2 separate regions of the Mus musculus genome follow, and region 2 is linked to region 1. The links are chromatin loops, found by intact Hi-C in ENCODE. Cell type or tissue: left cerebral cortex. All regions are shown on one strand.

What was found. Hi-C counts contacts between places; a loop is a spot of excess contacts. Peaks named below come from ENCODE experiments on the same cell type or tissue, not always from the same donor. Only the 100,000 strongest peaks of a DNase experiment are listed, where the experiment ranks them.
Region 2: it touches region 1 in a loop (4-fold over the local background); 13 of 42 quality-filtered maps call a loop at or near these places.

The regions. Positions count from the first base shown.
Region 1 is chr10:24,639,670-24,647,669 of GRCm38, forward strand. Enpp1 (ectonucleotide pyrophosphatase/phosphodiesterase 1) reads right to left here. Exons shown (of 25, transcript NM_008813.4): 23 at 7,484-7,616; 24 at 5,609-5,771; 25 at 1-2,307. The coding sequence ends at 2,137. Among named protein-coding and RNA genes, the nearest start is that of Gm15270, 48 kb to the left of the region's middle. In left cerebral cortex, no CTCF peak of the experiment used is centred here; a DNase peak (open chromatin) is centred at 3,707.
Region 2 is chr10:24,785,815-24,793,814 of GRCm38, forward strand. Enpp3 (ectonucleotide pyrophosphatase/phosphodiesterase 3) reads right to left here. Exons shown (of 25, transcript NM_134005.2): 16 at 7,771-7,837; 17 at 6,175-6,262; 18 at 1,905-2,083; 19 at 645-699. Among named protein-coding and RNA genes, the nearest start is that of Enpp3, 46 kb to the right of the region's middle. In left cerebral cortex, CTCF peaks have their summits at 4,094 (motif pointing right) and 4,294; DNase peaks (open chromatin) are centred at 4,125 and 4,458.

The sequences.
Region 1 (8,000 bases):
AAGGAGCATGAAGATGCCAGAATGACAGGGCAGGGAGTGGAAAACACGGCTTACTCTCCCCATCCAAAGGGCAGGAAAGGGCGGAGCTCACCAGAATCTACTTTGCTTCTGTGAAACACAAAAAAGACCCTCCCACACCAGCCAAGGGGGTGGAGCCTACACTTCTACGGCTGGCAAGCTGTAAAAGCCATACCCAGCTCTCCAGCTCCGCTGCCAGGGCAGTGCCAGTGGAGGCTGAGTAGCCTGAGAGGGTCATCTCTATCCAGTGGTGATGAAGCTTTCTCCAGGATGCCTGCATCACTGGAGACCCGCCAGGAGCAGTAAGTGGTACTGTTCACATCCCAGCACGGGAGGCATCAGCAATGAACGAACAGAGATCTGAATTCCCCACTCCGCTTACCTCCTCTCATCCTAATATCAATGGAGGAGGTGAAATACTTCATCTCCCAGAGAGTAAGAAGGAGGCCGAGTCCCCAGTATTTCTGCAGGGATGATGTCAGAGGAGATTTACCGAAGATGCAGAATGCTAAGATAGAATGCCTAAAATATCCAGGTTTTAATTTAAAACAATCATGAGAAGCAAAAAAAATATGTTGAAGACAAGAGAAACCCACTACACATAGAAACAAACATTGACAGAGGAAGTGAGGATGTACCAACGAGCACTGTACAACAGCATCGTAAAAATGTTCCAACCAGCAACCGCAAATGCACATGAAACAAATGAAGAAATTGATACTCAATGGAAGCAATAAAAAATTTCAGCAAATAGAAGACATAAAGAAGCAAAACACAAATAACATTTTACAAATAAAACAGTAGCCTATATATAAACCTACTGGGAACAACAGAATGGATAAAAGGTAGCATAAAAACCAAACAAAACCTTAGACAGACTGGCAGGAAGTAGCAAACTTGGAAAGAACAGACTGAAAGATATGCATGCCAGAGGCTATGGGTAACACAAAACAACACCTTCTAAGTTATTACATCAATGTCAGTGGCAATGTCGGTGAGGGGAAGTTACATCACTGTGTCATTTGTCGTGTGCACAGTGAAGATGTTAAGTGATGAGTGACGAATTCTCTTCAGATCTACACAGCTTCAAACTGAAGAACTAAGCCAGGCAAAGCTCTTCTCCCATCACTGTGGGGGAGGGGGGCTCTCTTGTGCAGAGAAAACACTCTTCACAGTGGAAAAAAAAGTCACTTTGCAAGTGCCAATGAGTTCTCTCGGGGTTCATCCAAACAAAGCCCAATTTTAATGGCCTGAGAGAACCATGCTCAGGGCTCTTTTCAGTCTTCATTTATTTCTAGTAAAGAGGACTGGGATGTGCATGTGCATATGTGTGTGCATGTGCATATTCAAGAGCATGCACGTGTGTGGGTGTGTTACATGTGTATGTGTGTACATGTGTGTGCACATGTGTTACATGTGTGTGTGCATGCATACATGCATGTGCACATGTGTGTGCGTGTGTACATGTGTATGTGTGCGTGTGTGTATAAACATAGAGTCAGATTTTTACAAAAGCTAGATATCCTCAACTCACAAATTTTCCATCAAAAGTCCAGTTTTTTGATGGAAAGCCACTAAACCTGAAGAGACCCAATCACAATTTGTTTTAAAAGCACAAGACTTTGGTTATTGGAGGAGACAGAAAAAATAGAAATGGGGCCTCATTTAGCTAAAACTGAAACTCCAAGTGAAAATCAATACAGAACCATTTTCCATTTTTTTTAAAATGGGACATGAGCTACCCCAGTCCTTTACTCAGTTTTATTAACAACAATAGGATTCCAACATCAGGTCCCCAGACCACGTACACTGCCCCTCGTCCCTTAAGAACACTTCCAGGTGTGAGGTGAAGTGTCTTTACTCCCCGTGCGTTAGTGACACATCTAATTCTTAGACAGGAAGTCTGCATGGCACAGGACAGGAACACTCTGCAGATGTGCTGAGTCGTCACACAACCCAGCCAGGGACATCGACACCACACAGGGAGTCCCAGTTGTAACTCCACTCGACCGTTTCCAAACAATGCAAAAGTGTAGAGGACTGTATCAAATATAAGACTCTTTCAAAAGGATCTATGGTGTTTGTTTTGTTTTCTTTTGTTTTTTAATAAAAAAACAATCAGTCTTCTTGGCTGAAGATTGGCAAATGTGTTTTCAACCTCAGCAGTTCTGAAACTGACTCTTGTCGGTCCTGGTAGAAGCTGAGGCCAGTGATGAGTTCCACGTCTGTGACCCGAGCTCTGTGCAAGGTCAGCAACTCCTCGACCCATGAAGACTCCCGCTTCCCATGCTAGGACAGAAGATGAAGAAGTCACCAGAGAGCACTCAGTTCACGTTCCCAGTAAGGTCCCCCTCTTCTCAGCTTATTTACTTAGGACATTTTAGGCTGAGAAATGACAGAAGTCACAGGTGTGTGTGTGTGTGTGTGTGTGTGTGTGTGTGTGTGTGTGTGTGTGTGTGTGTGTTGCCTGAATGCATTACCTGAGCATCATGAAAATCAGGTGATCAAATCTCCTGGAACTAGAATTATTGATGGTTGCTAGTTATACTATTTAGTGCTAAGAGTCCAACCCAGGGCTACTGGAAAAGCAGCTAGTGTTCTTAACCACTGAACCATCTCTCTTGCCCCAGCGGGCCAAAGCCAGGCTGGGTTTAAAGATCAAGTATAAGATGTGAGCAACTATATCAAACCAACTCTAGTTATCACGGGAATGTGTCATCTTTATGGTCTCATGGAACTGGGGTTGCAAAATACATAAGATGAAATTTCATTTCTGAAGAGAATAAAGACCTAAACAATATGTGATCAGAAAAAAACCAAAGGCAGACTTTCTGGTCCATGGAAGTAGAGAACATAGTTAAATCAGATAGCAGGGATAGAAAGGATGCATCCATATTCTATAAGCATTTCTGAAAATGGCCATGGGAAAGGGTCAAAGACGTGTATCAGAAAGGTCTATGGGGCCAGGAAGATGCTGCCAAACCTGGCTGCATGAGCTTCATCCCCAGGCTGGGGAAGGAGGGAGCCAACTTCTGAAAGATGTTCTCTGAGTTTCACACACATTTGCTCACACACATGTGCACACACGTACATGCTCACACACATGCTCTCACACACACATGCTCACACACATGTGCACACACACACACACACATTACTAATAAATGTAATTGTTTTTAAAGCCCCATGCACTCTTGGGATCTTATTAGTAGAAAATAATAAAGAGTTTTACCATAAAAAGCAGAACAGAAACCTCGCATTTCCCATCAAACTTAAATCAGCTGCTGCTTAGTTCCCTCCCAGCCACAACCCTTCCTCTGGCTTTGAGGGAAGCACCTGACGCCATGAACTCCTTGTCAGTAGGCAGTGTCCGTCGTTTATTTCAGCATTCTTAGGAATGAGTAAAGAGGACTTATAACCAGAATGTCTCTTCAGGCTAATGCAACTAATGCTTAGTCACTTGTTCAGAGGGGAAGCAGAAGAAACAGCAACTGTGTAACAAGCTTTAAAATAACTTTCTTTCCGGTGCACTGCAATATTTAGTGTCTTTTATGCTGCCATTAAAGAACTGAATACAATGTTCCCATCAACCAGGGAGGACACTCCTCTTTGGATGGCAGAGTAGAACAGCCTTGTGATATTTGGCTCAAGTCACTCAACAACATTTTGATGAAAGGATAAATTTGGGGCTGCCTCTCTCCGCCCCCAACCCCAGCAGGTCCGTGCAGAATTCAAATGTGAAATCCGGAAAGCAGAAATCATTTTTAGTTCGTGTGGGCCAAAGCCACGAGTAAGCATGGTGGAACAGAAGAGATGAACAGCCTGAGTCCCCTTCTGCCTCCACTGATCACAGCACCGTGCCAACAGGTATACAGTTGACCCTGTTACAAGAGGCTCCTTCCTTGCTTCTCTGTATTGATCTTCAGCTATTTGCTCCAGAACATATTTAATGTTTAATACTTACTACATCATTCTGGACGACTGATGTATATTTAACAGCAATTTAATCTCTCAAGGAAAAAAATTGATGAAAAAATCAACAATTGTTCCAAAAAAAAAAAAACCCACCACTGGAATGGCAAATACTATAATAAAGATCTTCATAATGTTAGATATGGAAGAACTATATTTAAATGCTTTCTTACTATAGCTTTAACATTAATTTATAATAGTGAGGTTACAAGTCTAGTTTTGGGGGTTCCTTCCGGCCTGCGCCGGTTTACCTTGGGTACAAACTCCACAGCCAGTCAGTCCCACAGCACCCAGAGGAGGCTTCACTACCAGGTGTTCTAACAAGCCCAGGATCACAGGATCACATGATCTTAGAAGCTTGGTCACATCAGGATCTCAGGGTTCCAGAGGCAGCTTGATTCACAGGAACTCTGACACACCCAGAATCTCAGGATCACAGAAGAGATAGCTGGACTCTTAGGGATTCTAACACAACTAGGATTATAGGAAGGACAGGCTCCAGTCAGATATAGTGGGGGCAGGTAGCACTAGAGATAATAAGTTGGTGGGAAGCAAGCGTAAGAACAGAAGCAACAGAAAGCAAGGTTACTTGGCATCATCAGAACCCAATTCTCCCACCATTGCAAGACCTGGACACACTATCACACTGAAAAAGCAAGGCTTGGATCGAAAATCACTTCTCATGAAGATGATAGAGGGCTTTAAGAAGAACATAAATAACTCCCTTAAAGAAATACAGGAGCCCTTAAAGAGGAAACACAAAAAATCCCTTAAAGAATTACAGGAAAACACAATCAAACAGGTGAAGGAAATGAACACAAATATCCAAAATCTAAAAATGGAAATAGAAACAATATAGAAATCACAAATGGAAACAGACCTGAAGTAAGAAAACCTAGGAAAGAGATCAGGAGTCATAGATGCAAGCATCACCAACAGAATACAAGAGATAGAAGAGAGAATCTCAGGTGCAAAAGATACCATAGAAAACATTGACACAACAGTCAAAGAAAATGCACAATGCACAAAGCTCCTAACCCAAAACATCTGGGATATCCAGGACACAATGAGAAGACCAAAGCTAAGGATAATAGGTACAGAAGAGAGTGAAGATTCCCAATTTAAAGGTCCAGTAAATATCTTCAACAAGATTAAAGAAGAAAACTTCCCTAACCCAAAGAAAGAGATACCCATAAACATATAAGAAGCCTAAGGACAAGTTGTCTTCTTCAAAAATCAAGGGCCATCGAGATGGGCCCTGAGTGGGTAAAGGCACTTGTCACCAAGCCTGACAACCTGAGTTCACCCCCTAACCCCAACGTGTTGGAAGAAGAGAATCTACTCCTCATTAACATCCATGAGCCTCCAGCAAGCCTGATGTATCAAGACGCACGCGTGCGTGTACACACACACACACACACACACACACACACACACGATGCTCTCTCCCTAAATAAATACTATAATAAAAAACAAGGCCCACATGTAAAACCATTAGGTAAATCCAAAACCCATGTACACTCAGGAGTTCTGTTTCTTCCAGAGTGTGAGCAATGTACGGACACACAGGTTACACGTCCGTGTGCAAGGGAGGCAAGGGAGACAGGCTGTTACTTACCGTACAGCTCTCAATGTTATCAGGCCTATGAGGCAGTATGTAAGCTGAGGACTCTAAGGCGGAGCACTCCAAGGGAGTCTCAGACAGCTGCTTGCAGCTGGTGAGCACAATGAAGAAGTGAGTCGGAATCAGAATTTCCTGGCTTCGGATGACTCTGCTGTTTCTGTAAAGTATGCGACATTCACTTTCATTAAGAAACATTTATCTTTCTCTTAATAATACTTCAGTACAGCCTACTTTTACTGAAACATATCTAAAGGTTACATTTAATTAAATAAGCATGTTATAAGAATAAATAATTAGCCAGGTGTGGTGGCGCATGTCTTTAATCCCAGCACTCGGGAGGCAGAGGCAGGCAGATTTCTGAGTTCGAGGCCAGCCTGTTCTACACAGAGAAACACTGTCTCAAAAAAAAAAAAAAAAGAATAAATAATTAAATAATCATTACACCTCAATACTCCAATTATTGATGCTAATAAGTAGAATGTTCAAATAACCTTTTCTATTAAAATTTGGCTTTTCAATTTCTATCTAAAGAATATTCAGATAGTATATATATATATATATATATATATATATATGCATATATATGAAATCTTTGAACACTTACAACCAACATTCTAACTCTAGATTAGTATTGATACTCTTTTGTCAGCCGCACAATGACAGAGAATCAACCAAGGCCCCTCCTTTCCTTCAGAGAGGATATGTCATGAATTCTCCATCCCTTTGACTAAATTTCTGGTTTTACCCCCAAACTTTAACTGAGAAAAAGAATTGAAAACTAAGAACAGACTCTTGTTAAGACTTGACCTGTTTTTAAACCTGTGCTTATTTGTTGGGCATTTTTCAAAATTTAAGACAGTGACAATCACTATTTTCCAAATAAAATGACCCTGTGTAGAATCATAACCTGGAGCATACATTGAAAAGAAGAGATCTGGCTAACGCTGTGAGACGAGAGCATATAAGGTCTCTTCTACAACCTCCACAACTTGGCGGACAGGCCAACCATGTAAAAAAAAAAAAAAAGTTCTGCTTCAATAGACACAGCTAAGCTGTCTGGGTGTGTTGGCACCCACCTTTAATCCTAGCACTAGGGTGGATCTCTGTGACTTCAAGGCCAGCTTGGTCTGCACGGAGAGTTCCAAGATAGCTAGGACTACATAGAGAGACCCTGCTGCTAACAAACAAACACACAAAAACCTAAAATAATAGACACAGTTTAAAAGTACGCATTTTATAAACTGACATACTCCCAAGATGTTTTGTTATAAAGCAATAAGAGAGTTCTCTGTAAGGGACAAAATCTCAGTAGAGTCTTTGGTATCTGTCTTGAGGCTGTTTTAGAAAATGCTGTTAAGTTATTTGCTTTAATAGAGTTCAACCAGGGTAAGGCACATAGCTTAGTGGTGGGCGCTTGTCTTCTTTGTGGGAGATCCTGAGTTTGAATCCTGCCCCACACCTCTTTCCCACAAAAGAACCAAAACCATCAACCAGTTTCTAGAACATTCCCTTATTTCATTTTATGGAATCAGCTCCATCAACAGTTTCCTCAGGATGGTGGTTCCCTCCCTGCCATCCAGTGGGAGACGGCTTGGTGCGTTTTCATCCCCTTTCTCACCTCTGCACTCTGCGCTTCTGTCAGAGGACCAGCATCTACACAGGGCTCACGAATGGGGAGATGTGACTTCTCTCATTGAAAAAAAATAAATTTGGTTGAAACTGAGTATTATACCTATCGTAGAGATTTCAAAATGCCTGTGGGTGGTAAGTGTCCCTATGTACACTTGCGTTGCACTGTATAGAAAGGATCTGCTGACTCGATGGAATCCCCTCTATAGCTCCCTCTAAGAGTATGAAATATGTTCTTACTGTTTCAGGATCTCTAAGGAATCATAGCGTCCGTCATAATCAAAGTCAAACACGGGACCGCTGACAACATTGATGCCGTTCCTTTCATGGGCATACCTTTGCAGTAGGGTGTCATGAAGGTAGTGCCATATAACTGAAAAACAAGAGAAGATGCTGCAATCTCACAAGAACGACCGGCACGCTCTGCCGCTGTGTGGAACTGGCGAATGGTATAAAGTAATGCTAGTCTTTGTAATCGCTGAGGACTGGGTCGAGATTGGCTTCAGTCGGCTGCCAAGCCCAGAACGCATGGTTCGCTTTTGGCTCTCAGAAAGACTACAGGGCAAACACGGATCCAACTCCATCTCTGTATTCGGAAATAAGCACCTTAACCTGCAGTAATGACTGTGTGTCAACACCGAGCACCAAAGAAGCACAAACCATGAATCAGACTCACTACTCATAGCTGAATTTGTCCTCTGAAAATATACATGTGTCAAAGACAAAAATTCAAATAAGATGTCCTTATACGTGGTAT
Region 2 (8,000 bases), 150 kb after region 1:
CTATTCTTACAACATTTATGTTATATTGGATATTATAAGTAATTTAAAAATAATTTAAAGTTTTTGGGAGACATAGATGCCACATGCACATACAACACCTATTTATATAAAGGACTCCAGCATCCTCAGATGTGGGGTATCTACAAGAGGTCCAAAAATAATCCTCTATACATATTAAGAATGCCTGGATCCCTATCTACAAAAGGTTCAACTGAAGCATTAGGAATTCAATACATAATGGTCCTAATAATGCAGGGAAACACTTGTAAATTCTCTCTACAGACTTTACAACTGCGCGAGGTGGGTCCAAGTACTTCGGATGGAGAGATGGAAGCACAGTGAAAGGAAATGACTGGGCCCAGGTTAGGCACAGGACAGCCACAGAGGTCAGGTACAAGCCCAGCACTTTAGTCTGTTCATATCTTCGACAGGGACTAGCAGATGCACCCCAGCATTGTAACCCTAAGCCTAAGCCTAAGCCTAACCCTAAGCCTACTCTGCTCTTAGAACTCTGGGTTTGCTTGCTTGTTCCTCCTTTATATTGCCCATAAAATCTACATTCAAGAGTCTTGAATTCAGTCTGGGAAATCCAAGGGTGGTGTTGTGTATTGTTAGCTCTCACCATCACATTACTACCGACTCACCCTCGCCTTCGCTAAGATTTAGCCTTTGGTTTGCTTGCTCTTCTAGACCAGGCGTCTAGAAAAGAGAGAGAAGAGAACTGATAAGTCAGTGTTAAAAACAAAACAAAACAAATCAGAGGGATTTCTGCCCCATTGTGTGTGTGTGTGTGTGTGTGTGTGTGTGTGTGTGTGTGTGTGTGTGTTTGCAGAGATATTGTTAATGGGAACAAGCATCTTGACCATAGCTGGAATTAAATTGGGATGATTGCATCCCAATGCATCTCAGACTTTTCTGTGAATATAGCTTCCATAAGGACTTGTTAAAATTCACATTCTGACTGAGCAAGTCTGGGGTATGGCCTGAAATTAATTATGCACATCTTTCTGACTGAGAAGAGATATATAAGCAGGTTCTAAGACCACATTTTGAACAGCAAGAGGCACGCTTTACAGAGAGGGATGCTGGGATTGTATTCAGATAGACTAGGCTTGAAAAACCTTGACTAGTATATCTGACTTCTCTTGGGCCCCTTCTATCTCCACAATGTGGAACAAGTCACCCATTTTATGTTATTCATGATTTTTTATGGCAGCTCTACTGAGGCTATCTGGAACAGAATGTAGGAACTCTCGATCGGAAGTTAAATGCAAAGAGAAGAACACCACAACCCTAGGAGGAGATTTTCCTGTGGACGTGAGACGCTTCACTGGACTTTCTGTCCTCTAAAGTCTTCACCCACAGCAGTAAGGAGCAATTCCTACATGTACCTCTTACACTGTAAGTTCCTCTTCTGAGTCTTTGCCCTTGTGTCTCTTCCTAGCAGTGAAACTTAACCTTTTCAAGAGTCTCCTGGGATCTGAAGCCGTCCTTCTGGACTCAGCCCAGGGCTCAATCTGTTAAAAGGACTGGCTCAGCACACACTGCCATTTTTGCAGTGTTCCCTTGCCTCCTGCTGACTCTATACCACTGCTCAACAAATGCCATGCAGCACACACCACTGCGTGTGCCTAAAACCTGATTATAATCCCTGCCGCTTTGTTCTAAGTAGCTGAGGATGCTCGTCTGATTTTACTGTAAGAAAGGGGTTTAAAAGGGAACTTGAAGAGCACCAAGATTACTATTTTGAATGGTTAAAGAAAGTTCAACACACACACTTACTCGAATAGTGTACACACCATAATCTCTCACTTCCTGATAAAGTTCAGAGAAACCATATGCAATTACTCAGTAAGTAAGATGGCGCCTTTACATTCTTGTAAAGACATGAAATTGTCACTCACATTCTGTAGTGCAGGGCATGAGCAGTCTAGTGGGTCTGTAGGCAGGGGAGTAGTAAAACCACAGTCAGCAGGCGTTGACAACTCTCCTGCATGTGATGGCTTGTAAAACGGTGTCTTCAGAAGATGATTCAGACTGCCATGAGTACCGTTGTTTGGTGCTGGTTCAATGTGCAGAAGATCTGTTAAAAAAAAAAAATTCCATATAGCTTGGAAATGGAAGGCATCAATGAATGCCTTTGTGGGATATGAATGACAAAACCACCCACACTGTAATGCCTGCTATCAATTCTGCCGCCTGTAGATTTGTTTCCAGATGTGACTTAGCTGAGTTTCATTTCCCAAAGTCCTCAGCCTCTTGTCTGTCTACACTGGAACCATCTCCATGATGAATCTGCATGAACTTCTATTTCTCTAGAGAAAAGCTACATTGCTTAAATGATCACCTTGCCACCTAAGCATGCCATGAGTGTCAAGTATTAAGATGCTATCCTCTTTGTTGTTTGTTGGCATTGTTCAGACAGGCCCTCACTATGTAGCCATGGCTGGCTTGGAATTGGTTGTATAGACCAGGGTGGCCTGGAACTCCAGAGATCCACCTGCCTCTACCTCCCTAGTGCTGGGATTAAAAGGCATAAACCACAATACTTGTAATTACAAAACCGTGTTCTTTGGGCTTGAGAGATGACTCGATGGTTAGAAGCATTTGTTGCTCTTGCAGAAGACCCTAATTTAATTTTCAGCATCCATGTCACTGCTGTCATTACACACACACACACACACACACACACACACACACACACGGCATAATAAAAACATTAAAGCAGTAAATTTTATTCTTTATTTACAGAACATTTTCTATTCTTCCTATAAAAACAAATTATATTAAATATTTAATAGGCATTATCTTTTTAGAAGCTCTGAATGATAGCAGGGTCATATGAAACTATGCCTAACTGACACTTTTTGCTGGAGAGGGACTCTTTCTCAGGTCTAGTGAGAAACTAGCTTTGGTGAGACAAATAAGGGCAAACCATCTTTCCCTGAGGCACTGGGCGGGCGCCTACTGTCAAATCTATTCAAATCTATTAAAAATCACTATTAGTGTTGATAATAAACCCTTCACTTTCGTTGAAATGAACAAAGAATTAGGGAGGAAGGGGCCACACAGCTCCGGGTTAGCAGTGTTGGACCATCTGTTGCCGTCCTTTCTGCCTTGAACATAAGAACTCAATCTGACAGCACTTATCTCAAACACTCTGCAGATGCCCTTCCTGCCAAAGACTGGAGCAGATTCCCTGGGCTCCTGAAGGCAGAGCCGCATCCAAGGCTGTTTGAAGATACTTCCTAATGGACTTTGTGTAGTCCCAACCCGCAGTCATCCACACCTGGGTCAGAGAGGCGCCACTTCCCTTGCTATCTACCAGGGAGAACTCCATGACTAACTAGGTCAACAATTGGTAAGATGCACAAGTCTCAAAAATTGTGATTGGTTCTAAGAGGTAAGAGGGTATGTCTGTGCTTGGTCCAAACAACCCGCAGGCAACGCAGAGAATGGGCTGGGAGATATCTTCCTGCACTACCTCCCCTGATGTTACAGATTCAGGCCCAATGGAAAGGCTTGGCTTGCATGAATGGTCTTGTAGATCTATTGTCAGAACTGACGGTTGAGCTCGTAACACAAAGAAAGTGGCTGCAGAGACAATGGCGGAGACAGTGAAAAATTCCAGAAGTGACAGGATGGAAGTGAGTAGTCCCCCCCACACACACAAGGCTGCAAGCACCTCAAGGCAGGGGAGAGCCGTCAAGAAAGAGAGCTGAAGAAGGCAGCGGCAGTGGTACCCTACCTCCTGAGTGGCCTCTCTAGCTGAGTCCTGGCAGAAGCAGCCGCCCTGAATAGTCTGCCCCCAACCAAGCTGAAGAAGCAACCTGGTCAGAGACGATTAAGGGTGGTGGAGACAGGAAAAGGAGCACGCGGAGAGAGAGTGGGCAAACAATACTGAAGAAAGAGAGACGGCTGTGTGGAGCCAGAGAAGAGAACATTGGGCCTTGGCCGCCAAGTGAGTTCCAGGGGGCTGTAGCATCTCACAAGCTAGGGTCTCAAACCACGCCTGGTTGAGGACTGTAACATCCCTGTTGCCAAGGGCCATGAGGCTTAGTGCCCAAGGCCCGTGTGAGGACTGCAACACCAGAGGGCGCCACTCGCCTCTGTTTTGGCTTTGCTGCTGCTCTTCAAACTGTGGTAGAAACAGAAGCTCACTAGGAACCAGTGCTTGCCCAGCTGCTTCCTGCCTACCCAGAATTCCCATCTAGGTAGAGCAAGGGAACCCTCAGCTGCAGACAACTGACTGGCAGCATGGGAGAAACAAAGTTTGCTCGCTATAGGGCTCCCCATTAGAACAAAATGCACATCTCCTGGATGGAGCAAGACCTCGCCCAGTGCACAGACTTTGGACTACTGTCTCTCTCTGAGCTACCTCGATTCATTCCTAAAAGCTCTTTGTACCTTAAAGTCCCCAAGATACAGGTGGAGATATGAGCTGGAATCTGCTTTGTCTTCTCATGGCCAGTTTGAATGAACATGCTGCCCTCTACTGCCTTCTTCAACTTGATTTTTCTGTAGAGCATCCAGTATCACTAACCTTAGACTCCTGTGCAATAATATTGCTTAAGACCTCCGCGGGTCCTGTGATGGATTGTATATGCTTGGCCCGGGTGTGGCCTTGTTGAAGTAGGTGTGTCACTGTAGGTGTAGGTTTTAAGACCCTCATCCTAGCTGCCTGGAGGTTAGTGTTCTGCTAGTAGACTTCAGATGAAGATGTAGAACTCTCAGCTCTGCCTGCACCATGCCTGCCTGGACTCTGCCATGTTCCTGTCTTGATGATAATGGACTGGACCACTGAACCTGTAAGCCAGCTCCAATTAAATGTTGTCTTTTATAAGACTTGAACCGGTCATGGTGTCTGTTCACAGCAGTAAAACCCAAACTAAGACAGGTCCTATCCAATCTAACCATCTCAACAAGGCCAGACTCCCTGACAGAGGCCCAGCTATGAGAGTCAAGAATTTAAGTTGTTAAGACTGCAATAAATTATTTTTAAGGTTTTATTACATGTATGTATGTATGTATGTATGTATGTGTGTGTATATGTATGTATGTGTGTGTGTGTATATGTATGTATGTGTATGTGTATATGTATGTGTATATGTGTATATGTATGTATGTAGTATGCTTTTATGTACTGTGATGGAGGAGCGGTACCTGTGCCACATCATGCGTGTGAGGATCAGAGGACAATTTGTGGGAATCTGTTCTCAGTTTCTCTCCTTCTGCCATGTATGTTGCAGGACTGAACTTGCCACCACCTCCACCTGCTGAGATATCTGACCCCACCATCCTTCAAATAGGGGCTTTTTGCCAGCAGCAAGATGAAGAAAATCATAGTCTGCACACCTAACTGACAGTGAAATTGCAGCTTCCTCCCTGGATTCTCTAAGCAAATGATCTCTTGATATGGCAGACTAAAGCAAGTATATAGAAGACTTGGTTCCTACAACACTAGTTCTGTAAAGTTTTTTTTAACACTTAGTATAATAACAAGTTTCTATCTAAATAAGACTTTATTATCCCCCTTATTCTAGAAGACTTCTCTTCTCAATTATGTGAAAACACTTTTAAGCTGACTGTGTGTGTCTGTGTGTGCGCACACACATGCATGTACACATGTGCGTGTATGTGCAAATGTATGTGTGTGCGCTTGTGGAGAACAGAAAATGTTATCAGGTTTCTTCTTCAACATCTTTCAAACTTTTTTTTTTGAGACATCATCTCTCAATGAGGCTGAACCAATTGGCTAGACTGGCTGGCCGGTGAGCCCCAGAGACATGCCTGGTTCTGTTGCGTCAGCAACTGTAACAGAAGACTGTAGCACAGCTACTGATGGTCCCAACTCAGGTGTCTACGCTTGTGCAGTAAGCAACTTACTGGCTGAGCTAGCTCCTTGGACTTAGGTGTGCTCATTTTTTTAAAAAAAAGTTAGAATTGTCATTTTAATTTTCTAAGTTTCATTAAATTATTATATCTTGGTTTCCTAGAATACAAGGATTTATCATTATTAGTAAAACAAAAGGCATCACACGTGTGACTGGAGAACTCTGAATTAAACTTTTTTCTTATCTCTCTGCTTCCCATCTTCAATTTATCTCCAATTTCAACTTATAAGTCTACTGCAAACTCCACACCTTTGCTGTGAGTTGACTTAAACATACTCACCACACAGTAGATTATAGACTTCAATATTTTCAAATGGTTCAATAACAGTCTTCTCTATAAAGCTGGGTCCATGTGCCAAAAAGATTGCCTATGTGGTAAGAATTATATTATTATTAAAAGACATCTGAGCCGGGCATGTTTGCGCATGCCTTTAATCCCAGCACTCGGGAGGCAGAGGCAGGCAGATTTCTGAGTTTGAGGCCAGCCTGGTCTAGAGTGAGTTCCAGGACAGCCAGAGCTATACAGAGAAGCCCTGTCTTCAAAATACCAAAAAAAAAAAAAAGAAAGAAAAAAGAAGAGAAAAGAAAAGAAAAGAAAAGAAAAGAAAAGAAAAGAAAAGAAAAGAAAAGAAAAGAAAAGAAAAGAAAAGACATCTGGCTCACAAAGTTTAGGAAGAGACACACATTTCCATTCTGGGACAACCTCCCATTTGTTCCTTAGGCCTCTTTAAGAATTTCTTTTAGGAATAAGAAATGTGTCTTAAAACAGCCTCTACCTGTGACCTGCATCAATCGCCCTCAGCTGGGGTCCAAGATGTGTTTGCCTCTGTCTTAACAGAGTATGAGGGGAAATACTGATGCTTTGAGCATTGAACACTGGCTAAGTTCCTAACTCCTATTTTCTCTGGCACCTCTTCACTACTTACGGGATAAAGGGACCCGAGTGTTCGATTCATATTTAATTAATCAATTCTAACTTGACATTATTTAACAGATCTCGTCATTTAAGACTGCAGACAACTAAAGCAACAGAGTTCTTTTTGGTTAATGGTGTAACCAAAACAATTGATTTTTCAAAAGGCAGGGAAATCAGGTTGAAGAAACCACAAGGCTTTGCTCTGGAGGAAGAGTGTGAGCTTAGCTTTCTATCATGGCTCCTCTCCACCATCCCTTTCCTGGGCTCCAGAGCTCCACAAACCCCGCCTGTCCTTCCTCACTATCGATCGCCAACTTCTATGTCTCCTTGCTTGTCGCTGTTCTCTCCACGGCTTCCTCAAGTAGAGATGCCCTGCACCGAGTACCTGGTCCTTCCCTGTGTCTGTACTGAACCCCCAGCACAGAGCCTTGTCTGTGTCTATGCCTGAGACTTGAGCTTTCATTTCCAGCATAGGCTCTGAGCTGCCATTCGACATCTCTTGTTTCACATTTAATATACACTTCAGACTTGTGGGCCCAGCTATCCTCTGGCTTTCTCCTTCCAATTCACAGCAGCCGTAGTTGAACACCTTCGGGTAGCTTGCCAAGGCTCTTTTGTTCCCAAGAAAGGATGAACTGCAAACAAGGGCCTCTGAGTTGGCTATTTCTTCTGCATGGGACACTCATTCTTCCTCAAGATTGGAAAAATTAATTGTTGCACCTTCAAATCTCTGCTTAAATGTCACCCTGGAATTTCCAGTTCTTTCACACTAGTTAAACTTGCATAGCACCCTCAAAGGCACCTACCCCGAAGCCTCCCCAGCAGCTCCTTACACTGTCCTGCTTTTCCTCTGTGCCCCACAGCCCTCCTCTCCATGCCAAAGCATGTATGCCTGCTGCCGCACAGTCCTTTCCTCTCTCACTGTTGACTTGTTTCTGTTTAAAAGCTGCAGTAATTTACCTCCATGCTCTTGAACTCATTGTTGTAGCCATGTGTTCCTCCACCACAATTGGAACTCCCTTTGCTCCTGCAAAAAGACAGCATTGCTATACACTGGTCTGCACATGAGACGTGAGATGTTATTCTAAGTCAAGCTTTAGATTTAGATTATATACTGATATGTATATGTATATCTATTTACATGCTCAGATTCACAACCATTGATAAACAGAAAACCAAAGAGGAGGACA